3 separate regions of the Mus musculus genome follow, and all the other regions are linked to region 1. Evidence: chromatin loops called from intact Hi-C (ENCODE). Cell type or tissue: heart. All regions are shown on one strand.

The links. A loop is a pair of places that touch in the nucleus more often than their neighbours do. Peaks named below come from ENCODE experiments on the same cell type or tissue, not always from the same donor. Only the 100,000 strongest peaks of a DNase experiment are listed, where the experiment ranks them.
Region 2: it touches region 1 in a loop (8-fold over the local background); 40 of 42 quality-filtered maps call a loop at or near these places.
Region 3: it touches region 1 in a loop (5-fold over the local background); 21 of 42 quality-filtered maps call a loop at or near these places.

Annotation. Positions count from the first base shown.
Region 1 is chr6:136,418,079-136,426,078 of GRCm38, forward strand. It overlaps a transcript of E330021D16Rik not described here. Among named protein-coding and RNA genes, the nearest start is that of E330021D16Rik, 6.5 kb to the left of the region's middle. In heart, CTCF peaks have their summits at 3,169 (motif pointing left) and 4,468 (motif pointing right); no DNase peak of the experiment used is centred here; H3K27ac peaks cover 1,297 bases.
Region 2 is chr6:136,551,184-136,559,183 of GRCm38, forward strand. All of the region lies in intron 1 of Atf7ip (activating transcription factor 7 interacting protein), which reads left to right. It overlaps LOC108169175 (a long non-coding RNA gene), which reads left to right and starts at 2,908. Exons shown (of 2, transcript XR_001785397.1): 1 at 2,908-3,322; 2 at 4,235-4,362. In heart, CTCF peaks have their summits at 2,896 and 4,672 (motif pointing left); DNase peaks (open chromatin) are centred at 2,788, 3,778 and 4,598; H3K27ac peaks cover 2,840 bases.
Region 3 is chr6:136,513,995-136,521,994 of GRCm38, forward strand. Atf7ip (activating transcription factor 7 interacting protein) reads left to right here and starts at 4,857. Exons shown (of 15, transcript NM_019426.2): 1 at 4,857-4,969. Gm44140 (a long non-coding RNA gene) reads right to left here and starts at 4,759. Exons shown (of 4, transcript XR_001785394.2): 1 at 4,604-4,759; 2 at 4,455-4,498; 3 at 1,388-1,470. In heart, CTCF peaks have their summits at 4,637, 5,202 and 5,401; DNase peaks (open chromatin) are centred at 4,777 and 5,087; H3K4me3 peaks cover 2,603 bases; H3K27ac peaks cover 1,740 bases.

The DNA.
Region 1 (8,000 bases):
CTGCCTGCTCTATTCATACAGCACTGAGAATGGAACCCCAGGACTGTGCCTGCTATGAAAGCACCGTGCCAACTGAGCTACATCCCCAGCCACACCCCAGAGGGAGCAGGAGTTAGATTCCTGACAAGCAGATAGATAAGAAGAGGGGCCAGAAATAGATAAAAAAAAAAAGATGGGGGTTTAACAGTTTCTTCTCATACTTCTGACTGGAGACAAAGATCTAAATGTCCGGTGGGCCTTTTCTCCTATCACTAGGGTTCCCCTGCCACTGAGATTGGAGACTCGAGGAGTTGAAATGAACACTTATTTTATCACGAGGGGGAGGCCGGGGTGGAATTCCGTGGCACAGAGCGTCAAATGCATGTATTTTAAAGGCTTGGCTCCTGGGGGGTGGTACTGGAAGATGGGGAGCCTTTAAGAGAAAGCTTATTAGGTCACAGAGGGCATGCTCTAGAAGAGGATTGTGGGACCAGTCACTTCTCTTTCTCTTACCCTTCCTGGCTCACAAGAAGCTTCCTCTGCCATGCATCTCCAGCATACAGTGCCTTGGTGAAAGAAAAAGAGGACGTGCCCGCTCCAAGGAACGCCTAGGAGGAGGGGTTTCATGTAGATAAGAGGGAGAACAGCCAGAGGCATTTGCAAGAGTCCAGACTGAAGCAGGCCTTGAGGGGAAAGAGAGAGAGAGGAGAGAGATAGAGAGAGAAGAGAGAGAGGAGAGAGAGAGAGAGAGAGAGGGAGAGAGAGAGAGAGAGAGAGAGAGAGAGAGAGAGAGAGAGAGAGAGAGAGAGAGAAAAGAGAAGAGAGAAGAGAGAGAGGAAAAAGAGAGAGAGAAGAGAGAGGAGAGAGAGAGAGAGGAGGGGGGGAGAAGCCAGATGGGAAGAGGGGAGTTTGAGGCCAAGAGAGGCTACGTGAGGACATACCTCAAAAACAGGCAAGAAAGTCAGCGTCGCCATGGGAGGAAAACAGGTCCAAGGGTTGTAGCCTGGGCAGCAGGAGTGACCTGGGGTTTGTTCAGAGCAAAGAGAACGAAGGCGAGGGCTCAGGAAACTTGCACACTCCAGTGCCTTGCCAGCGAGAGCAGTAGCCACCACTCGCATCCTGGCAACCTCCTTTTGGTGCTAAGGAAGTTGCTGGCACTATGGGTGCAATCTCCATTCGCCTTGCATGTTGTCTTTCCCTCTGCCTTGTCATCCTGAGAGGGAGACACGACTCAGTTCCCACTAGAAGACGGCTCCATCTTAAGTGTGCATTATCCTCATGGGATGAGCTGCCTGCAAAACTCCAGTTCCTGGAAAGTGCTGAGCCACGAGTGTAGACTTCTAGGAATGTCCCTCTAGGAATTCTACAGCAGGGCATTCAGAATGTTCCAGAAAAATCTTTAAACCCCCTTAGGTACTTATCTGGGTGTGTTGAACCTTGAAGCAGAGGACAAACACTATCTAAATGATTAACATGGAGAGTGGAGCAGGAATTTGTCCCAGTTTAAAGCAGAAGAAGCAAATACAAAATGAAGGCAGAGGGGCAAGGTTCTACCTTGCTTTTAGTTACCCATTAGACATCTGCCCGGGGCAAGGTCAGCATTTCCTGCAGATGCAGCCCGTGTCCCTGTCAGAACCCCAGTCAGGACAACCATTGTCGAAATGATTACTGCAAGTGCTGGCGAGGGTGCAGAGTCAAAGGAGTTCTCAAACGCTGTGGAAGAGAATGCTGAGACCCATCAGTGAAAGCAATCCGGGGACTCTCAGGGAATAAAAATAGAATGACCATAAGACCAGCAACCCCACTACTATCTCCAAAAGTAATTAAATCAGTTTGCCAGAGCACACCCTGTGTTCACTGAATCATATGTGGGGCTTTTTTTTAAAGATTTTATTTATTTATTTTATGCATATGAGTACACTGTATCTGTACAGATGGTTGTGAGCCTTCACGTGGTTGCTGGGTACTGAACTTGCTCTGGTCAGCCCTGCTCTCTCAGTCCCTGCTTGCACCGGCCCAAAGATTTATTTATTATTGTACATAACTACACTGTAGCTGTCTTCAGATGCACCAGAAGAGGGCATCAGACCTCATTAAGCATGGTGGTGAGCCACCATGTGGTTGCTGGGATTTGAACTCAGGACCTTCAGAAGAGCAGTCAGTGAGTGTTCTTACCCGCTGAGCCATCTCACCAGCCCTCATTGAATCATTGTTAACGACAGAACAATAACAGTAACAATAAAGACAATGAGATGTGCAGGTACCATAAAATCCTCTCCAGTCATACAGTCATAAAAAAAAAAAAATTAAAGGAAGAGGTGGGGCTGGAGAGATGGCTCAGCAGTGACCAGCATTGGCTGCTCTCCTGGAGGACCTATGTCCATTCCTAGCATCCACATGGAGTTGACTACCATCTGTATCTTCATTTAAAGGGAATCCAGCATCCTCCTCTAGTCTCCTCAGGCATGGGCAAAACATTCATACATAAAATAATGATTTAAAAAGAAGATTCAGGGGCTGGAGAGACAGTTCAGTGGTTAACAATAATGATTGCTCTTCCAGAGGTTCAGAGATCAACCTCATGCAACCACATGGTGGCTCACAACCATTTGTAATAGGATCTGATGTCCTCTTATGGTGTGTCTGAAAACAGCTACAGTGTACTCGTATACATAAGGTAAATGAATAGATAATTTTTTTTTAAATCAAAAACAGTGAATGAGGGCAAGAACTCAAACAGAGCAGGAACCTGGAGGCAGGAGCTGATACAGAGGTCATGGAGGGGTGCTGCTTACTGGCTTGTCCAGCCTGCTTTCTCACAGTACCCATAATAGCCTGGGGCCTCTGCCATTAATCACTAATTAAGAAAATTCTCCACAAGCTTGCTTATAGCCAGATCTCATGAAGGCATTTTCTCAGTCAGGGTCTCCTTCTCTCTGATGACTCTAGCTTGTGTGGGGTTAGCATAAAGCCACACCATGCTCCTCAAGACTAGCTCTTGGGACTTGAGCCCACGAGGTCCCTTCTCTTAAAGGTTCTACCTCCTCCCAAAAGCACCACGCTGGAGCCCAATCCTTCAACACCTGGGCATTTAAGGAACACTCTCTATACAACTCTAGCACTATGAGGGAACAGTTATCATCTTCCCCATTGCTGTGGTCTGTGACAGTGCTGATTTCTATGTACAGCGCCCTCTACAGACCTGTGTTTGAATAACTATTGGTCCCCAGCTGCTTAGGGGTACTGCTTTGAGGAGTTGGAAAATCTTTTAAATGGGAGGCCCCCAGGGGCAGTCCTTCAGCTATACCTACCCCCATTCAGGCCTTAGGAGTCTGCTTCTTGTTTGACCAAGATGTAAACAAGCTGCTTCAGGTTCCCATGGCCATGGGCAGAGCCCTCCAGCATCCGTGCCTTCTTCACAGTATGGGCTTCATCCCCTAGACCTGCAAGCCAAAATAAGTCCTTCCTCCCTTCCATTACTTCTTTGGGCCCCTTTTCTCAGGGGGCCTAATGGATACTTAATTACACAGGTCATTATAAAAGGTGACCGTAGGGGGCCACCCTCTAACCGTCTTCATCATCAGTTACTTTTCTGTTGTTGTGATTAAAAAAAAAAAAAAAAAATCACATGGCCAAAAGCAGCTTAAGGAAGAAAGAGTTATTTTAGCTTCCGGTTCCAGGGAATAAAGTCCGTACAGAAGTTGCTGGAAATAGAGATTGACATTTCATCCACACACAGGAAACAGGGAGGCAGAGCAGGAAGTGGAGAGGCTATAAACCCTCAAAGCCCACCCATCCCCCACCCCCAGCGGCATGCCTCCTCCTCCTCCAGCAAGGTCCACATCATCAAGGTTCCAGAACCTTCCCGACCGCACCAGCAGCTAGGGAGCGGGCCTTCTGATTCATGAGCGTATCGGGCATTTCTCATTCCAGTGGGACTGTTATCACATATGGCTCAGGCTCTTAATGACAGAAGTAGGAAGTTTATCGCTTTTCTAGAGAGCAAGCTGATTTAGTAAAAGGCTTTTGATGGAAGATGTGACCTTCATTTGATGGACAGAGCCAGCGTCCTCCTAGGAATGGCACTGACGGAGGAGATGCGCCAGGTCAGATCCCTCCTCTCCTTTTGATCTTGTTTTGATGCTTCCCACCGCCCTCATCTGCCTGGAAGTTAAGGACACGGAAGCTTATAGATGTGCCTCCCATAGGCTAGCCTACGCTCCCAAGGCATAAATTTAGCAGGACAGAGAACAGGGAACACAAGTCCAGAAGGGGGATATGATGACAGTCCAGCTAGTTTACACTACGATGTTAGCACAGCATCCTTACTCTAGCGGGTGGCTGGAACGGTGACAAATAGCTATGAATTTAATGAGGGAAATAGGAAAAAGAGTGCCCATGCCTTTCCAAAATGAAAAGAGTGAAATTTCTCACCTCAGACATAAAGAACTTACTTGATTCTTCCTTGCGTGGTGCAGTGCACAATGCCATCCAGAAGGTGGCAGCATTGGCAAGCCATCTGCCACTTAGAAATCCAAGGTACAAAAACATTTTTCACAGTTATCACTGATAGACAATAAGCTTCCTAGACAGAATAACTTTGAGAGATTCCGTTTGTTTTATTATCTTTTAATTCCGTATATGCATCTGTGTCTGTGTGCGGGTAAGTGTGCGTGAGCACAGCCACCTGCAGAGACTGAAGACCTCGGAGCCTCGGGAGCTGGAGCTCAGAAGGCTGTTGAGCTGCTGGGCTTGGGTGCTGGGAACTGAATCTGGGTCCTCTGGAACAGGAACAAGTCCCCTTAGCCACGGAGCTGTCTTTCCAGCCACCAGAATAACAACTTTTAAGTCACGGATGGTCCTAAGTAAATGACGTGCAGAGCTTACTGTTTAGTAGCTATATATAGTTCTGTGCATTTTAAAGAGTATAAATGCCCCATGTTGCCTGATGATATCATCAAATGCAAATACATAATCTACAAATATAGTAGTGTCAAATGCCTATATGTATTAAAGCTACAAAATATCTCCCATTGTAGATATGTACAAATAATTTATAAACTGCATTCTAACATTGAAGCAAAATATGCTGGCGAACACTTGAGGTCTCAGCAATTGGGAGGTGGAGGCAGGAATGGCAGGAGCTCAAATCCAGCCTCAGTTACATGGTGAGTTTGAAGCAGCCAGGGCACATGATGATGGGCTAATAAGACCATACCAGGTGGAATAACTAGAAACAACTGTTCACAAGCCACATATAAAGCATCATGTTTTGGGAACTCAGGGGATAACTCAGTCAGAAGAGAGCTTGCCCCGCAAGCATGAGGACCTGAATTAGACTCGGAAGCCACAACGAAGATCTGAGAGTGGCAGTGCTTGCTTGTGCGGCCAGCAATAGTGAGGTGGGGATGGGCAGATCTGGGGGCCCAGCAGCTGGCCAGCCTAGCTCACCTGGCAAGCTCCAGACAATGAGGGAATCTGGGCATCACAGATATCACATCAGCTATTGAAAAAGAAAATATCGATTGGCTTCTAAATGTCATTTGTACTTTGTTTACCGTGTGTGCCTGTGTGTGTGTGTGTGTGTGTGTGTGTGTGTGTGTGTGTGCATTGTGGAGGTGAGAGGACAACCTGCAGGAATCGGTTCTCTCCTTCCACCCACGTGGGATCCTGGAATACAGCTCAGGTTGGCAGAGTCAAGCACCTTGACTTGCTGAGCCATCTTGTTAACCCTTAAATGTCCTTTTTTAATAAGACATTTATTTTTATGTAGGTGAGTACACTGTAGCTGTGCAGATGTTTGTGAGTCTTCATGTGGTTGTTGGGAATTGAATTTTTAGGACCTCTGCTCACTCAGATCAACCCTGCTCCCTCAGTCCCTCTTGCACCAGCCCCAAATTTTATTTATTGTTATTCATAAGTCCACTGTAGCTGTCTTCAGACACACCAGAAGAGGGCGTGAGATCTTATTAAGGGTGGTTGTGAGCCACCATGTGGTTGCTGGGAATTGAACTCAGGATTTTCAGAACAGCAGTCAGTGCTCTTACCCACTGAGCTATCTCTCCAGCTCTTAAATGTCATTTTTAAATTGTTTTAATAATATTCAAAATTGTGAAGTTTTTAAAATGTACATAGAGATATTGTCAGTACTGGAGGCCAGCTTTAGCTAAGGACACAGGATAGCACGTAAAATGGGAACACCAAACCACGACAGTGTGAAGGCCTGATTTCTCAGTCTAACTTGGAGACAAGTAATACATGAGAATATGGTTGAATAAGGCACCATGCTGTGTTCCTGCAGGCAGCTTGCCACCTCCACAGAGTCACAGAGGGCTGAGCGGAGACCATGTTTGTGGGGCTGATCACAGTGGAAACATCACCCTGTGGTGATGGGTGATGGAGACAGATGGGCTATAGAGACAGCTCAGCAGATAAATGCAGGATCTGAGCTCAGGTAAAGCCATAGGTCCCAGGGTCAGCCAGCTTGGCATACAAAACAGTGGATCCTGCCTAGAACAAGGTGAAAGGCAAGGACTACATCCAAAGTGGCCGGACCTACACACACACACACACACACACACACACACACACACACACACACACACACACACACAGAGGCAGAAGTGCAGGTTGTAGTATACCCATGAGCATGCATATGGGGAGGAGAGTAGGGAAGGGGGAGAGAAAAGAAAAAACTGGGGAATAACACACTGTACCCCCCAGCCCCCCCGCCGCCCCCATAGTAAATCAGGGGCAATTTTTACTCTGAAAAGATTTTGGGGTGTCTAGAAAAAGATTTGCTTGTCACAACTGCAGCAGTGTTAATGGCGGTAGCTAGTGGTTGAAGCCAGCTAGACAGGAAACGCCCTGGACACACAGAAAGCCTCCCTCTACAAATAAATCCTCTGACATGTGTAGGGTCTCTGTGAGAAACTGCTCTAACAGAAACTGCATCCTTAGGGTGACAGGAATAGGAGGGAAGACGGGGAGAGTGTAGAGTCACAAAGACGGAACAAATTTAAAGATGCCTCACTGAGCAAGAAGAGTTGAGATGTTCTTCCAGATGTGAGAGAGCTGATCATGATCATATTTGCATTGCAGAATGAAAAACAAATGGCGACAGGATGAAAATGGGTTGGGGATGGGCGGGGTTGAGAAAGAAACGTTGTAACAATTCTCTTGGGTTTGTTTCCTTTGGGTTCTTGTCTTAATCACAGCGAATGTGTTCAGGGGAAAATGCATTTCAAGATTGAAAGTGTGGTAGCAGACTTCTCAACCTTCCTAATGCTGCAACCTTCTCCGACCACCAGCGGTGTGAATTACCACACACAGACTTTTATACAGTTTAGAGCTTAGGCCCTTTGCTGGGGCAGTCTCCCAGCTACCATTTAAACTTAACCTCACTCTTCTAGCCTGGGACCTGCCTCATGGCTTGCTCTATACTTCCCTGCTCCCTTCTGGGTCGGCCTCCGAATCTCTTGCTTCAGCTCGCCTCTCCCGGCGACACTCTCTGTCTGGAAATTCCACCTTTGTACTTTCTGTTCCAGCTATTTGCTGTCAGATCTTTATTGTAACCAATCACAGGTGAGACAATGCCTGATACATCTCTAAGGTTGCCTTTAGACAGGTGAAGAAGACACAATAGAAAACCTGGAGATGGGAAGAAGTGACAATACCAAAATCCTGTGGGCACTCAGCTCTCTTCCAGTAGACAATTAAGCATTGAAAATACAAGGGCACACCTTCATACAATTTGAGGAAGGTTGCCCCAATGGTGGCCCAGTAATACAGTTCAGCACGCTGTGCTAAGCCAGCCACCAAATTATTTTTGTTGCTACCTTTATAACTGTAAACTTTGCTACTGTTATGAATCATGATGTAAGTATCTAATATTCTGTATATCTGTTATGTGACCCCTGTGAGAGTCATTCAGCCCCCAAAGGTGTCACGACAGAGGTTGAGAACCACTGGCTAATGGCTTCAAGATTAAATGAAACACCACCACCTACACCTCCGTTCCT
Region 2 (8,000 bases), 130 kb after region 1:
GCTGCTAAGATGGCTGCAAGGGGCTCCTTTGGGGTATGTTTATCATTTCAAGGAGGGCTTTCATCAGCGTGTAGTGTAGTGATAAGTAGAGATTTCTCTTAAAGGGATGTTTTAATTTTGAAATAAAAACACACTGTCCATGCAAACTTTCATGAGGCTGAAACCGCCTCTTGTCAGCTGTGATTTTAAGGTGTTCTACTTTGATACTTAGACACTGTGTACATTTTATTACTTACATGTAAATGTGTGAGCATGCTAGCTTAGAAACTGTTAGAATGTTCTAGATTACTACCTTTGCTTTCAAAAAGAACAGATTTTTTTATTTAAGAAATTATTTGTAGGTGTCAGTTACATACATGCAGGGCATAGTCTCTAGTCGGTATTTATTACATAGTCTGAACTATATAGTGTGTGCTCATTATTATAACATTAGGATACTCCAATTTTCATTATATTGTGAATGGCTTTAGAAGCATATCATGGCATTGGTATATTTAAGATGTTTTCTGATATGAAAGTTTTGCCTTCCTAAAATATGCCTGTACTAAAAATCTTATACTGGAGATATAACGAGATATGCTAAAGTGCTTTGTTAATGTACATGTAGGTATTAAAACCAAATAATGTTTATTTTTAAATGATGCCTTAAAATGGTGGCAGAAATAGGAAATGGTAGCAATACTGGTGAAGAATTGATAAGAATACTGGTAAAATATTGTAAAGCCACCAGTCCAGGACGTGCGATAATGCATCTCCTGCACCCTGCCAGGTTTGGTTACATGTTAGGCTTCGATTAGACTCAGAAGACATTTGTTTCATTTCAGATTTTCTGGTTGTCCTGGGAAAAGATAGTTAATGGAATTTTCCATGAGTAAGAAGACTGTTAGATTCTCGGCGCTGCAAGCTTTGATATTTTATAGTGTGTTTAATGAACAGTCCTATTGTCTTTTGAGATAAACATGTTATTGAATCTTGTCCTATTTAGAATAAGGAAGAAGAGTAAGAGGCTTTTTTGGGTATGCAGAGACAAATGTTAGTAGTATTTACATGTACTACCTTTATTAAAAGCAGAAATCACACCAAATACTTAAGCACCTGGAAAATTGAACTTCCTAAAATAAAGTATGAACAACACTCAGTTTCTTGGAATTTTTTTTTCTTCTAAATTTATTGTGTATATATGATTTTGCCGGCATATACATACAACACACACACACACACACACACACACACACACACACACACACACACACACACACACACACACACACACACACACTGTGCATCCCATGTATGCTTGGGGCCCAGGGAAGCCAAATTTTGAGCCATCTCAGTGCTGGGTGCTGGGAATTGAACCTGGTCCTCCTGAAGAGCAACCAGTGTTCTTCTTAAGCACTTAGCCATCTCTCCAGCCCTGGTGGTAGGCCATTTTGTTTTGTTTTATTTTTAATGTTAAAAATATGACCGAATGAAAGAGGTCAGAGTAAAGTCACAGAAAAAGAATGCACTTTAAACAAAACAAGGCATCTTGGTTTTTGAGGTACATTTTTTTTAAAGTTTTGATTTAATACATATTAACCTGGATAAGGCCAAAGTAATGAATTATTATCAGACTAATGGATAGTAAACAGTGAGAAAGGTTGTTAGTATTTATTGTGTAACTGATTATTTCTTATGGCCCTTCATGAATAAATACTGCCAATTCCCAAGCAATGCAAACCTTAGAGCTATCAACTGAGAAATGAGGGTTTGTTTGTTTTTAGTTTATATTACTTATCCACCCACCCATCCATCCACCCACCCTCCATCCACCTACCTATCCATCCATCCATTTATTTATTTGGTGTGTGATTGTGTGTTCATGTGTGTCTTGGGAGTCAGAGGACAGTTTGTGGGAGTCTTCTTTTCCATTCTTCCAAATTCAAGTCATGAAGATCATGATGATGAAGGTCAGGCCAGGTCAGCATGACGACAAACAGATTCTTAGCAATAGAAATCGTGGGTAATGAGTAAAATGATGTTTAGGGGTTGATTATTAGTAGTCACGTTTGTTGATTTGATTTTGTTAAGCCATCTAAGGAAAGAATTTGAATAAAACATTTTCCCGGCCTAGAGAGATGGCTCAGTGGTTAAGAACACTGAGTTCAGTTCCCAGCAGCCTTAACTCAGGATCCAAGGCATCTGATGCCCTCTCTGGCTGCTGATGGCACACGCACACATGTGACAGACATTTACATAAATGAAAACAGAAACAAATTCTCAAAACCTGGGATTTTCAGCATCTGATTAGTCAGAAAAGTATTGGTGATGTTTCTCCCAGCGTGGACATAACTGAAGTGTTTGTCAAAGAAAGATCTGGGCTGCATTTACTTAACATGATTTTGCTTTTGTTCAAAATTTTTTGTGAGTTGTATTTTTATGTATTCTTTATTAAAGCTACTAACTTAAATTAGCTTGGTGGTTGTGTGTGTGTGTTTTGAATCAATGATCTTGGTATTTATTTGGGCTATTTTTAGAAACTACAGACCCTAGTTTAAATATAAACAATAAAATGGGGGAGAGACTTCTCAAAAATCAACAGCACTGTAGATGGCTTTTATCGACACAAAGCATTTGAGTTGTGGTGATGTATAAGAGGTTTCCATTTTCATTGTTTCCTTTGACTTCCACCGTGCCTGTAGTTCTTAGAGCACTTGCCCTCATCTGCTTCCTTTGTTGCTGGGTAAGGTTTGTGATACTTTTCTCTGATTGGCTTTAGGCAGCTAAGGCTTTGAGCCAATCAGAGAGTGAATTTCAGTTCCCTCGCAGGACTGAAGGACGCGCTGAAGCAGCTGTTGATTTATTTCCCTTATGGGGCGATTATATAAACTAAAATTATGGCTGCAGCAAGCTCCCTCTTGGGTATGTTTGAAAAATTGCAAGGTTCACCTGTAATGAAGGGGGAAAATGATGAGTTTAAAAACGTGTTGACTAGGAAAAGCTAATAAAGATAGTGAATTTGGGGCAAATAAATTCTGATCATAGATTTTTTTTTGTAGTATTAAAAAAAACCCTGTAAAATTAACTTACAATCCATACCTTTTATTGCTTCAAAAGCAGAGCTTGTGTTGTCTTTTTAAAAATCAACTGTGAAAGGCAATTAATTGTGCTTGTTGTAGTAAATACATTGTTACCACTTAGAGCAACCAAAACCGGACATTTTGATTTTGTTCTGTGATTAAGCTGAGTCAGGTCCATGCAGTAGACAACACAGCGCTTTGTCATCCTACCCATGGTCCAGAAGCCTGTTGAATTTTCCGTTTGGAAATCTGTATTAGTAACGGTAGGTGAAATGGTTTGAGAGATCATCTTAATTATTGGGACTTAATATTTTGGTGGGATATATATATATATATGTATATATATAAACAAATAGAAGAGCTATTAACCTTGTAAAAGAAAATATACTTTGAATTTTATAGGTTCTAACTCATTATGTAGGAGTGGTATTTTTATGTATTGTCCCTGTTTAGCTGATTCCTCAGATAAGTTATATTTTAGAAACATTTATGAACATTGATTAAATCCAGATAAAGTAGCATAAAAGATCTGTAAATCTTAGCCACTTGTCTATGTGTGCTGTATATGTAAACCATATCATGGATTTAAGACAGGGATCTGTGTTCTAGGTTATTTGTTTCAGACAAAGAACCACATTGCACCATTTCAGCTCTGGGCTTTGTCAACTAGGTTTCTCTGACCTTATTGTCTGTCTCCTGTTGCTGGGCAGGAAATAGAATGCTGGCTACTGATTGGCTGAGTTTCTATGTAGCTCTTGAACAGCCACTTAAATTCTTGAGTTTTTTGAGCAGGGAGATTATAAGCTAAGACAAAACAGTTTCCCTTTGTTTCATGGCTGTCTGTGATCTCTTGCTAGAAAATGAAAGAAGTGGGTGCGGGGAGGGGGCTCAGGAAAAGTTCTCCTTTGAAGAAGAGGCTCACTGCTCTTCCCTTAAAAAGAATTTATCAAAAAATTGAAAAAAATTACAAGGCATAGAGACATCTCAGGTAACACACTTTTCTCTGGTTATTAATGTATAAATTTCTATAGAAAAATGTTGATAATATTTCACCAAGTTCTTGGATCTGAATATGTAAAGTAAGGACTTAAATACTTCGTTTTTAAACTCCTTTTAGATTAAAAAAGTACTTTCAGGAGAAATTTAATTCATCACGTCATGTGATGTACTTCTAGGTACGGCAGACATGTTCTGCTGTAAAATAGAAATGCCTTTCCTGTAAACTGAGGTGCGGTCCTGTGGAAGCGCTTTGACCCATGTTGCTGCTGTACCGAGGAGCAGAGATTCTCCAGAATAATGTAGGTGGATGTGGATGGTATCTGAAGTCCAGAGGGCGATGCTAAAGTGAGCTGTAGGATTGCTTACCTTCTGCTAATGCCGCCTTGGAGACTTGTTTGCAGGGTACACGCCCTTCCCTAATGTAAATTTTTCCTAATGAGCTTTGCTTATGCAAAATAGATTTCTCAAAGCAGACTGCTGATTGGTTTGCACAGATACGCCTGAACTAATTTGAACTTGTTCATGCTACTTCCTTATTGCTTTGTCTGTTTAGTTATACATAGAACCCACGAGAATCTGCTGAATGGCTGTAGTGTGCCCCCTGGTGGGGATGGAAAGTATGGAAGGTCTCAGGCAGGACTTTAGGTGATTAGTGAATTCAGTGGCTTTGTTGCAAAAAACCAACTTGACTTGGGTTATATTTATTTGTATTAAGTGTTATTTGGTAGAGAGAATTTAGTAATAGTGTTTGTTTACACTGGCTTACTATATTTTCAAATATCTCTCACACAAACACACACAATATGTTATTTAAGAGAAAATTTGTCTCAGAGTCTGAAAGTTATACTTAAAAACTCCACGGAATGTACATAGAGGCTAAACATAGAATCATTCTAGATGACCTGTTTGTGGTTGCAGTCTCACACTGTAGCACAGTTTGGACAGGAACTGACGATAACTTAGGCTGGCTCAGACTTGTAATGATCCTCCTGCCTCAGCCTCCCAAGTGCCAGGATTACCAGTGTACTCCACTTTGCTTGGCTTCAATCCTTAATATTAATTAATTAATCATCAATTAGTCACATCTCAGATAATTCTCAGCAAAGCTGGTGTTGGTATATGCAGTTCCTCTTAAGATACTTTAAGATACAGTTTCTTTTAAACACTTTAAAAACTTGAAATGCTAGGCAAGCAGCCTCATCCCGGAGATGTGGGACTCAAACTTACAACTCCCAGCCAAGTTCATTGATTATTTGCATTGTGAAAAGTTAAGTATGGTTTTTTTGTTTTTGTTCATTTGTTTGTTTTTGTTGTTTTGAGACAGGGTTTCTCTGTATAGTTCTGGAACTCAGTCTGTGGACCACGCTGACCTCGAACTCAGAGATGATGCCTCTCTCCTCCACACCTAAGCTTTGGAATTAACGGCATGCACCACTACACTGGCTTATGTTTTAAAAATGTTTAATTTTAATGTAAATAATTATAACTCTTGTTTAGGCATAGAATATCTGAAAATGGATATTTCAAAGTTTAAAGGAATAGTACTTCAGTATTTGAACATATTTAAATGGCAGTCACACTACATTTAATATGTTTATTATAGTCAGACTCATGAGTGCTAAGCTTGTGCTGCCTGGCTATAGTTCACAGCATGCATTGGAAGCCCCTGGGTTTTATCTCCTGCCCACAGTTTATGCAGAAAAATGTCCAGGTAACAGGACTTGCAGGTGGAGGAGAAAAGATGCTCGCCGAGTGTAAATCCTAGGCTTAAACAGGACCAGTGGGGGTTTGTTTCAAGGTTTCTGTAAATAGAGTTGAAAGATCATTTTTCTAAGAACTGTACTTTAAATAAAAAGAAGACACTAAGAACTGTTTAAATTATTGACTTAAATTCAGAAGGTGAGTGCAAAGTGTAACATAATCGGGACATTCGTTGACAATGTACCGTGTCTTTAGAGCTGTACTGGTCTCTGACAAATAGGTCAAGCTTTGTATTTATTGAACAACATTCACTATTAACAACTTAGGGTGCTTATTTATTGCAGGTAAGTTATATTAGTAAGGGTGCTAAACGATACAGTGTAGAGTAGATTGTTTTGTGGAATTTAAAAGTAAAGCCTCACTCTTGATTGGGTGATACCAGGAACTAAGTGTATCAATAAAAGAGAGAAAGGGGTGGGGGAGAGAGCATCTATGTGCATACACATGCACATTTACATATGCTTTTGTCTGCCTATAGTTAATCTCTTGCTTTGGTGGTTCTGGGCCCATACCCAGGACCTTCCTTACGCATGCCAGGCAGAACTGCTCTGCAGTGAGCAGGTAGTCTTAGCTCTGTCTTCTTACTTGCTCTTTTGTACTAGCCTTTTGATAACATAAAATTGGTGATATGGGCTGCCTTTGTTTCTCTTGTTATTTTAATATCATTTCACAATTAAATGTAGCATCTTCCTCTTGAAAACCTTTAGCACTCTTGCTTTTTTAGAGTCTTAGTTTTAATTATAAGGTAGTACTGAATATGATCTAATGGATATTCTGTCTGTTCAGGTGGGTCCTCGCTTACTCTTGCTATTGTGTTTATGTGGTAAATCACACGCACACGCACACACACACATACACACGAGCACAGGCACGGGCATATTGTTTTAATTTTACAGACTAGAAGTTGAAAGTGATGCTGTAGTCAAGGCATAGTTCCTTGGATGGCTCTGAGGAAGGATTTGTCCAGACACATCTCCGAGCTGCTTCGAGTTGTTTGGCCTGTGATGGTATAGCTCTTGTTTCACATGGTTTTACTCTGTGCATGCTGAAGTCTCAGAGACATTAATCAGTTTGTACTAAGGCCCATCCTATTTATCCTCTTCTCATCTACAATTTAAGCAGTAAGACTACAGTACCATATTCTCACTCATTTTAAGGAAAAATTGTCAATCAGGCTCTTTTGTGGCCCTGTATAGACCAGGATGCTTCAAGACTTGTTAATGATCAGCCTTGCTTGGCTTTTGGATAGGAATTTTTGATAATGATCATTGGTTGGGTTTTGGATGTGAATTTTTGATAATGATCTTTACCTAGTGATTAGTATTATCTCTTGAAGAAATATTCTGCTTAGTCATTTATAGATAGAAGAAGAGAAAACTATGGAAATTTGAAAATGCTTTAGCAGAAGACAAGCTGTGAGCTGGAAATGTAGCTTGGCAGTTAAGAAAGAATATTGGCTGCTCTCACAGAGAAGCCGGGGTTTGGTTCCCACCCACATGGTGGCTCAGAACTGTCTGTAATACTAGTTCTATAGGATTCACCACCGTTTCCTCACCTCTTCGCATGCATGGACTCGACATAGCTATTTGGTTACATGCACATACAATAAACATAAGCACCTTGGCAAACATTAGATTCATTTGTGTGTATATATTAGGAAAGGTGAAATTTAACGGAGAACCGAGGACTAAGCTTGAACCACAGGGGAAGGACGAAGTGCAGTGCTTAGTCTCAGTTGTCAGGTGACAAGATCTAGACTTCTTGAGAGGTGGGTGGGCCTCTGGGATTTGCCTATGGATGGGTTTATCTTGATTAGGTTAATTATGTAAAAGACCCACCCACTGTGAATGGCCCTGTTCCCTGGGCTGGATGTGGGAAAAAGTAAGAGTGTGCGGGAGTTTGTCATGGCTCTGACTGTGTCTGTGTCTGTGTGTGTGTGTGTGTTTGTGTGTGTGTGTGTGTGTGTGTGTGAGAGAGAGAGAGAGAGAGAGAGAGAGAGAGAGAGAGAGGCATGTGACCAGCCACTTCAACCCCTGCTCATTCAACCTCCCCAACATAATGGGCCGTATTGAACTGTGTTTCAAAACAAATTGCTCTCCCCAAGCTGTTTTTGGTCAAGAGTATTTTATCACATTATCTGAAAAAGTAACTTACCAGATGCAAATTAACCTCATTCAAAAA
Region 3 (8,000 bases), 96 kb after region 1:
TTGGCTTACAGTTCTGATGTGTAGTCCATTTTTGTCATGGCAGGAAGCATGGTGGCATGTAGTCAGACATAGTGCTGGGGAAGGAACTGAGAGTTCTGCATCTAGATCAGCAGGTAGCAGGAAGAGAGGGACTTTGAGCTCGGCGTGATTATTTGAAACCGCAAAGCTTACCTCCAGTGACACAATTCTTCTAAAAACCCTGTATTTAATTCAATAAGGCAATACCTCCTAATAGTGCCATTCCCTATGAGCTTAAGGGGCCATTTCCATTAAAACCACTATAGCAGCTGTCTTAGGTACTTTTAAATTGCTGTGATAAAACACCATGGCCAAGGCAATTAATAAAAGCAGTATTTACCTGGGATCATGGTTTCAGAGGGATCGGCGTCCACTACCATCCTAGGTAGGGAACACGGCGGTGGACAAGTAGGCACTGTGCTGGAGCAGCAGCCGAGAGCTTACATTCCAGCTCAAAAGAGCAAGCAGTGAGTTCATTAGAGATGATGGCTGGAGGGTGTTAAAGCCTCAAAATCCAGCCCGTATGATACACATCTTCCAACAAGGCTATACCTCCCAGTCCTTCCTAAATAGTTCCACCAAGTGGGGACCAATATTCAAACATGAGCCTGGGGGGGTGGGGGAGCGGTCATGCTCATCCCAACCACCACAGCCACTATGAAGTCCTTGCAAGCACAGTGAGTTTCTGCTGCTGATTTCTCCAGGCACACACACAGTAACCTGAAACAGAGCATCTCTTGGGGATTCGGAGAAGAGCAAAGTGAAGGGCTGTGACTATCTTTAAAGAATGAGGCAGTATGATCATGATTGATTGGCCCTTTTCATGAGTTAAGGCCCGATGTCTGGGCAGTGAAATCAAGTCAGGTGTAAGTACTTGTGGTTAGATCTTGTTCAACTTATTTAATCTAGAGTTACGAATTCATATTTTGGCTTCCTATAGTTTTCAGTGCTAGAGTGTCCAGAAGAGGATCTGATGAAACCAGGGAGGCAGAAGCAAAGCCCTAGCAGTTCTCTTTCTCAGATGTGGTAACAGGGAGATTGGCACTTTCTGGGTCATGCTGTCTCCTTCATTTCACCTTTAGCTCTCTTAGCTGCCAAATCTGTTTGAGTAACCATAACCACGAGCAAGCAACCAACAGAAGTGTGACTATTCACAAGGAGGAGAGACAACAGAAGCAATACACCCCTTTTGCCATTCCACTTAAGCGAGGACTGGACCTCATGTTTCTGCGTAATTAGCTGGTGACTCTTTCCCTTTTAGTCTAGCTAACTGGAGTGGATTACGTTTCATCAGTTCCAGAGGCAGGTAGGTATAGGGGGCTTAAGTAAACTTAACCCCAGAACTCATGAGAGTGTCCAATCATCTTACCAAATCCTTAGTGGATACCATCATTGGTTCCAGAAGTGGGTCCAGGGTCCTGATGAGACTTTAAATTTAGTTCTCTGATCTTCCTAAATGTGAAAGAACAGTGACATTGTCAGTAATAAAATGGCGGCTCACTTGGTAAAGTGGCAAAAATATTTTTTGTTTGTTTTGTTTTCTATCACAAGCCATAGAAAACTGGGATCTACATGCAGAATGATACAGTTCAGACTCCTGACTCTATGTATAAAAATTTCAACTCATCAGGACTGCTGGTCCACGTTTGCAATCCCAGAGATCTGGAAGGCTGAGGATTTCAAGTTCAAGGCTTGCCTGGGCCTCACTGACTTTAAGGCAGCCTGTAGAACATTGTAGGATTTGTTGCAAAAATTAAAAAAGAAAAAACAAAGATCCAATTGACAAAAATAATAAAAAAGTAAGAAAGGGCTGGGCATGTGGCTCAGTGGTAGAAAATTAAAGAAAAATACCTTGAAATGGATTAAGGACATAAACAAACACAAGCCTTGAAACTAAAACCAGAAATAAGAAAGTGTAGGGGAAGCCTTCACAAAATTGGTCATAACAAAACAATTTAAAAACTTAAAAAAATAAGTCCCTTTTATTCAGTCTTAAAGGCTTTGTACATGCTCTGGGCTCAGCACATACATTTATTATTTAAATCTTTAAATATCACTCCTCCACACACACAAAGAGAAAAACCCATGGAAATTTACAAATCCCCTACAAATGTCTTTTTGGTTGTTCACTTCCTCTTTATACAAACAACCAGAAAACAGCCAAGGCTGGCCCTGTAGCCCACTGTCCTGCAGAAGCCCAGAGGAAGAACGAAGAGCCCCGGGGGCTTCCTGCAGACCAGAAATCTATATTCAGACCAGGGGACTTGTCTTTTGACTTCTGTAGACCCTTGCGTATGCTCTTTATGTTCAGATGCAAGCAGTTCAAGGTGCTGAGGCTGTTGAGTTTTTGATAAGGTTGTTTTGTTTTCCTCCCTCTCTTTGCACTCATCTGGACCATCACTGGCACTCCTGCACTCAGAGAACCACTGAGGCCCACAAAAGTCAGCCTTAGAGGGACCTTCACCCCTGCAGCTGGCCTGCATCTACAGGGCCAGGGATGCTTGCACCTGCTTGGGCTCTACCAGTGGCATCTGATCTTGTGGAAACCATGAATTTTGATGTTCTAGAGGGTAGGCTAGTGCACATGATATGGTCTCAGATGATCCATCACTAGGCAGGAGTAGGCACATGTGGGTGGAAAGATGGTTCACTCATTGTCCTGGTTGTTCAGAACTGGCTGCTCTTCTGGAGAACTTAGGTTTGATTCGCCAAGACTGACATGGAGGCTCACCTGGGTGACAGCATGAGGCAGCACAACCTTGCCCAGCTCTGACATACATCTCTTGTGTGTTGGTCCTGAGGAAACACTTCCCACAAGATTTCACCTCAATGATGTGGGGGCAGTCCATCGGCCACTGTCCCGGAAGAACAAAGTTCTGGTCTCTTGTTTATCACAGCTGGTTCTTCAGCTCGAGCTCATTTTAAACCACAGATTCTTCACACAAATGGCCTGGTAGAGTCTTTGCTTCCCTCTGAAACGTCACAAGCTGGGCCACTGTCGTCTGCACTGCTCTCAACATTCTTGTCTCTCTAGTTTCTACGTAACAGGTCCCTGAGTTCTCCACACTCCATGGCTTTAGTACAATGTCCTACCAATCTGCCTCTAATCAACATGCCCAGGTCTGTCACAGGAATTCTGGGGCTGGAGCAGGAACATGGAGCTGATGTTTTCTTCCTTTTCTTCTTTCTTTCCTTCCTTTCCTCTTCCACCTTTCTTTTCCTTTCTCTTCTGTTTCCTTCCTTCCTTCTTTTATTTATTTATTTATTTTTTTTGAGTCAAGGTTTCTCTGTGTAGTCAAGGATGTCTTAGAACTCACTCTGTAGACCAGGCTGGCTTAACCTCACAGAGACAGGCTTACTTACTGCTGCCACCCAAGTGTGGGTGGCACCACACTCAGCTGGGTGTTTCCCCTTTCAAGGCCTCTTGTTAGATTAAGTCAAGTCTATTCTAGATATTCTCTCTTTCAACTCAAAATCAATCTAGAATCTTAAATACATCTATTAAAAACACTTACCTTTTTCCTTTTCCCTTTTTTGGAAACAGGGTTTCTCTATATAGCCCTGGGTATCCTGAAACTAGATCTGTAAACCAGGCTGGCCTTCAAGTCTTAGATTTGCCTGGACACTGTATCACATTTTATGACCCCAGAAGTTGTTTCTTGAATTTCAATTTCCTTGGGTTTGCCTGTTTAATGTCCTAGTTGAATTGTCAAGTACAGGACAATAATGAAAGCTGTGAGCTTCTTTGGAGAGAGAGTCTCAAGCTCTAGATGATCTGGGAGCATGTGGCCCCAGGTTGTCCTTGTTCTCTCAAGACCTGCCTCATCTCCCTGAGTGCTTCTGGGAATTGAGCCACAGCTGCCCATGGGAGTGTAGATTTCCTCAGCACTGACAGCTACTTAACTTTTTGATTGGTTAAGTTACTATTGAACAAATACTTAAAGGGAGAAAATTAAGTTTAAGGGATTCCACCTAATATTATTTTTCTGGCTCTTACTGATTTACAAAACATATTTAGAATCTTTTCTTCATTCTAGCTTCTCTCAATTTGTCGGAACAGTGATTACTGTCTCTATTTAAGCGACACGTGAATTTATGAGGTGTGAAGGCATGATTGGTACTGCTTGCTCTCTTACAGGATATCCCCCCAAAAGATGTTCATCTCCACATCTTGATGATTAACACAATTAACTTAGTGAACTTTAAGTGATACCTGTAACACTTTGACAGAGTTTGAGGCCGATAGATTTCAAATTCCAGACCAGTGTGGGCTACGTGGCAAGTTCAATGGCTAGACTGAGTTAAACTGCACGAATCTTCATCAACAAAACAAAACAAAAAGATAAAAATTAAAAAAAATTTTTTTTTCGAATAAATTACCGTACTCTAGGTTCTCTAGACTTATGGAAAAATCTTTTCGCTTTTTAAACACCTACTTTTTTTTTTCTCAAGTCTCATGGAGGGGTGGCCACTGAGGAATCTCCATGCAAAAAAAAAAATAAAAAAATTAAAAAAAAAACAAAAAAAACCCCAATCACCTCCAGGATAAAAAAGAAAAGAGCCAACCGGAAAAAAAAAAAATCACCTCCGGATGCGATCGAAAAGACGGCAGCGCCACCACCGCAGACGGGCTACAATTTCAAGGCAGGAGGCGTGGCCAAAAATCCCTCATTCAAATAAAAAACCAGGAGATTTGCATGGAGAATAGGCATCGCGCACGTTCATTGGCCGATCGCTCAGTGGGTGGAGTACATAGTGTGCCCACGAAGCTCCGCCCCCATCTATTTGCATAACGGCCCCGGCGCGTGCTGGGGAGAAGCGGGTTTGTTTTTGAATCTGCGGTGGCGGCGAGTGGAGCGCACGGCTGAGACGGCAGCGTCCGGGACGGCTGCACGGGACGGCTGCGTAGGAAGGAACTCGGGTCCCAGGCTCTCACCTCCCGCCCCCGAAGGTATACGCGAGTGCCAGGGGCTGTTCTAACCACTGTCGGAGAAATGACTATTGTATTTCGGAAGAGTCAAGACCGCATTATGGCGGCTGCGGGAGTTGAGTGTGCGCCTGCGCGGTTGCGAAGCTGCGGGCGGGCGCTGCATGGGAGCACGTGATCGCGTGGGGTCGGGCTCTAGCTGCAGTTGAGCAGCTGGCCGGGCGGTGGCTGCGCAGGCGCAATATTCATTTTCAAGAGCTAATGTTCTTGTTGGACGCCATTTGGGTTCTAGATTTAATTTTCTCATTCTCGAGGGGGTTTCGTCTCGTGCTTCTTCTTTTCACATTTTCCGAGGAAAACGTTTCTCTCGTGTCTTACACCTACCCGCACCTTAAAATCCTTTATTTCTCTCACGGTTTCACCGGTGCAGACTTGATATTTTGGTACAAATTGCCTCTTGTGGTTCTCGATTATAATTTCGCGTTTAGTTAGGTATTTCTGGATTCGCGTTCCATTTAGGGAGATAAGATCGGCACCTAGTGGTGCTCTCGGGGGAAGTGCATTTACTTCAGCTGCACTTTTGTAAATACATTTTTAACCCTGTTTTTACCGGTTCGCTTTTGGATGTGCAATGTTTACAAAATAGAAACTTTTATTTTTGATTTGTTTGAGAGGACAAGAAAAGGATGTACAAGTTAAGTTGAAATCTCAATTTTCTCAGGTATTACATCTTTATTATTTTTTTTTTTAAAAAGGAACATTTCATCCAAAGTCAATGAAGTTTTAATCCAAACACTTGAGTCTTTCATGTTTTTAGTTTTACTGTTTCTTCAGTTAGAGAAATGTTAAAGAAAATTAGTGAACACGATTTCTCATTATTTTGGGATGACGTATAAGCTATTATATCATTTTTTGATGAAGAATTTTACAAATATTACAAGTTCTATTGAGGTCCTTATTTAAGGGAATCAATTAAACATTTTGAGTTTTTGAAAAAAATATGTGCACTGTAGTATATGTGTATAATGTACACTTTAAATATGTTTTAGGTGTATATGTCCTGGTTTTAGTTTCTTAAAATAACTATGGGTGTGCTACTGATTAAAGTTGTGATGCCACTAAATTTCAGTTGTATGTAGCACAATTAGGTCAGTTGTATGTAGCACATTGGGTCAGTATACGTATAATTTAATATAATTTTCTTATTCTACCCGTTGTTTCTTACTAGTCTAAAAACTTGTGTTTTCATAAACATCTGTCATTCATATGTATAGTTGCTTTTTTGGTTGCTTATGTAACCCAAGTTTAAATCAGTCTGTTGTCAAATTAAGTGCTGTTATAATGTCGATTGGTTTGGGCTATCTCTATTACCCGAAACAAATACTCTTAGAAATAATAGGATATAATTGAAAGGAACATTTTGGGCTGTTTTTTTTTTTTTTTTTTTTTTTTTTTTTTTTTTTTTAAATGCTGTGACATATGCCCTGGAATGGAAGGACGGGGAAGGAAGTCTTCTCCTCCTGTAGCTAGCAGGTCTAAAGTTGATGTAATGGGAATCTTGAGCCTCTGCTGTCTTGTACCAGGAATGAAGGCAGTTCTGCCTTTTTGAGACTTTGATGCTTCTGAGGTGGTTTCCCCTCACCCCATTTTGTACTCCTAGTATTTGAGTTTATGTATTTAAGCTTAACATTTTTGTTTGAATGCATGGGTAATTGTGTCATGCGTTAATATTGAGCATCATAAGAGGCACTAGAAAATTACATAACATGCAATTTCAATATTGATGGGACAGTTTTGCTGTATTTCTTAGAAGGTAAATGTAATTTTAAGTTTACTAAAATTAATGAATTGTCTGAATGTCAGTGGTTGATTCTTTAGTATTTTAGAAACAAGTACTAAAAGTTTGAAATTTTAGTTTGGTTATAATTAAATGAAGCATTGTGCATGTATGTACACACACACACACACACACACAGACAGACAGACATGTTACTCAAAGTATGAACAATCACTGATATGTAGTTTAGAAAGAATCAGGCTGGAATGATTTAAGTCATAAAATTAAAATTTTATTTTTTAAAAATTACTTGATTTTGTACTCTGTTGGAATATTTTCACGTCCACAGTATGAAGATTTAGTATTGTGTTAATCGCCCTTAACTACTGTGGTGATGTTTGTAACTTCACTTTTGCTGTGGTAGATCAGTCTATAAATATTTATCACTATATATACATATAAATACGTACACACACACACACACACACACACACACACACACACACACACACACTTACATGTGTATGTTTTCCAAGACAAGGTTTCTCAACCCTGGCTGTCCTGGCACTCACTCTGTAGACCAGGCTGACCTTGACCTGCCTGCCTTTGCTCTGCCTCCCAAGTGCTGGGATGAAAGTCATGTACCATTACTGCCTGATTTCATTTTTAATTAATTTCCTGCAATTTTCCTTTTTGGTTGTGTGTGCTGTGGGTCAAACTCAGGGCCTCAGGCATGCTAAGCACACACTGTCATGTTAAGCACACACTCTCATGCTAAGCACACACTACCATGCCCAGCTGCATTCCCCAGCACACTGCATGCTCTTGTAACTTAGTCTGACTAGCTCCCCATTTTAGTGTTCTAAAATGTTTTTTAAATAACTGCATAATAATGTATTATCAAAATCTTAATTATCAGATATTTTCAAATCAATCAATGTCTTTATTCCTTTATTGAGACAATGTATCCCTATGTAGCCCAGGCCATACTAGAACTTGCACTGAAGCAGATGGATATGGTTCTTCTGGGATTAAGTGCCTGGCTCCAGTATGTTTGTTTTTAAATATCTGAAGGTTATTTGTACAGGATGAGTGCACTCTGACTTTGTAAGCCTCCTGCTCAGACTGTGTGTGGCTCTGTTTCTCTTTGTTCTCCCCTCCTCACCCCAGCTTCTCAGATGTAGCTCAGGCTGGCCTAGCCCTAGGCTGTTTTTGCCTCAGTAGCCTGAGTGCTGGTTACTGGCATTGTCAAGCTAGCTTGTTGCTTATTTGCCTAGT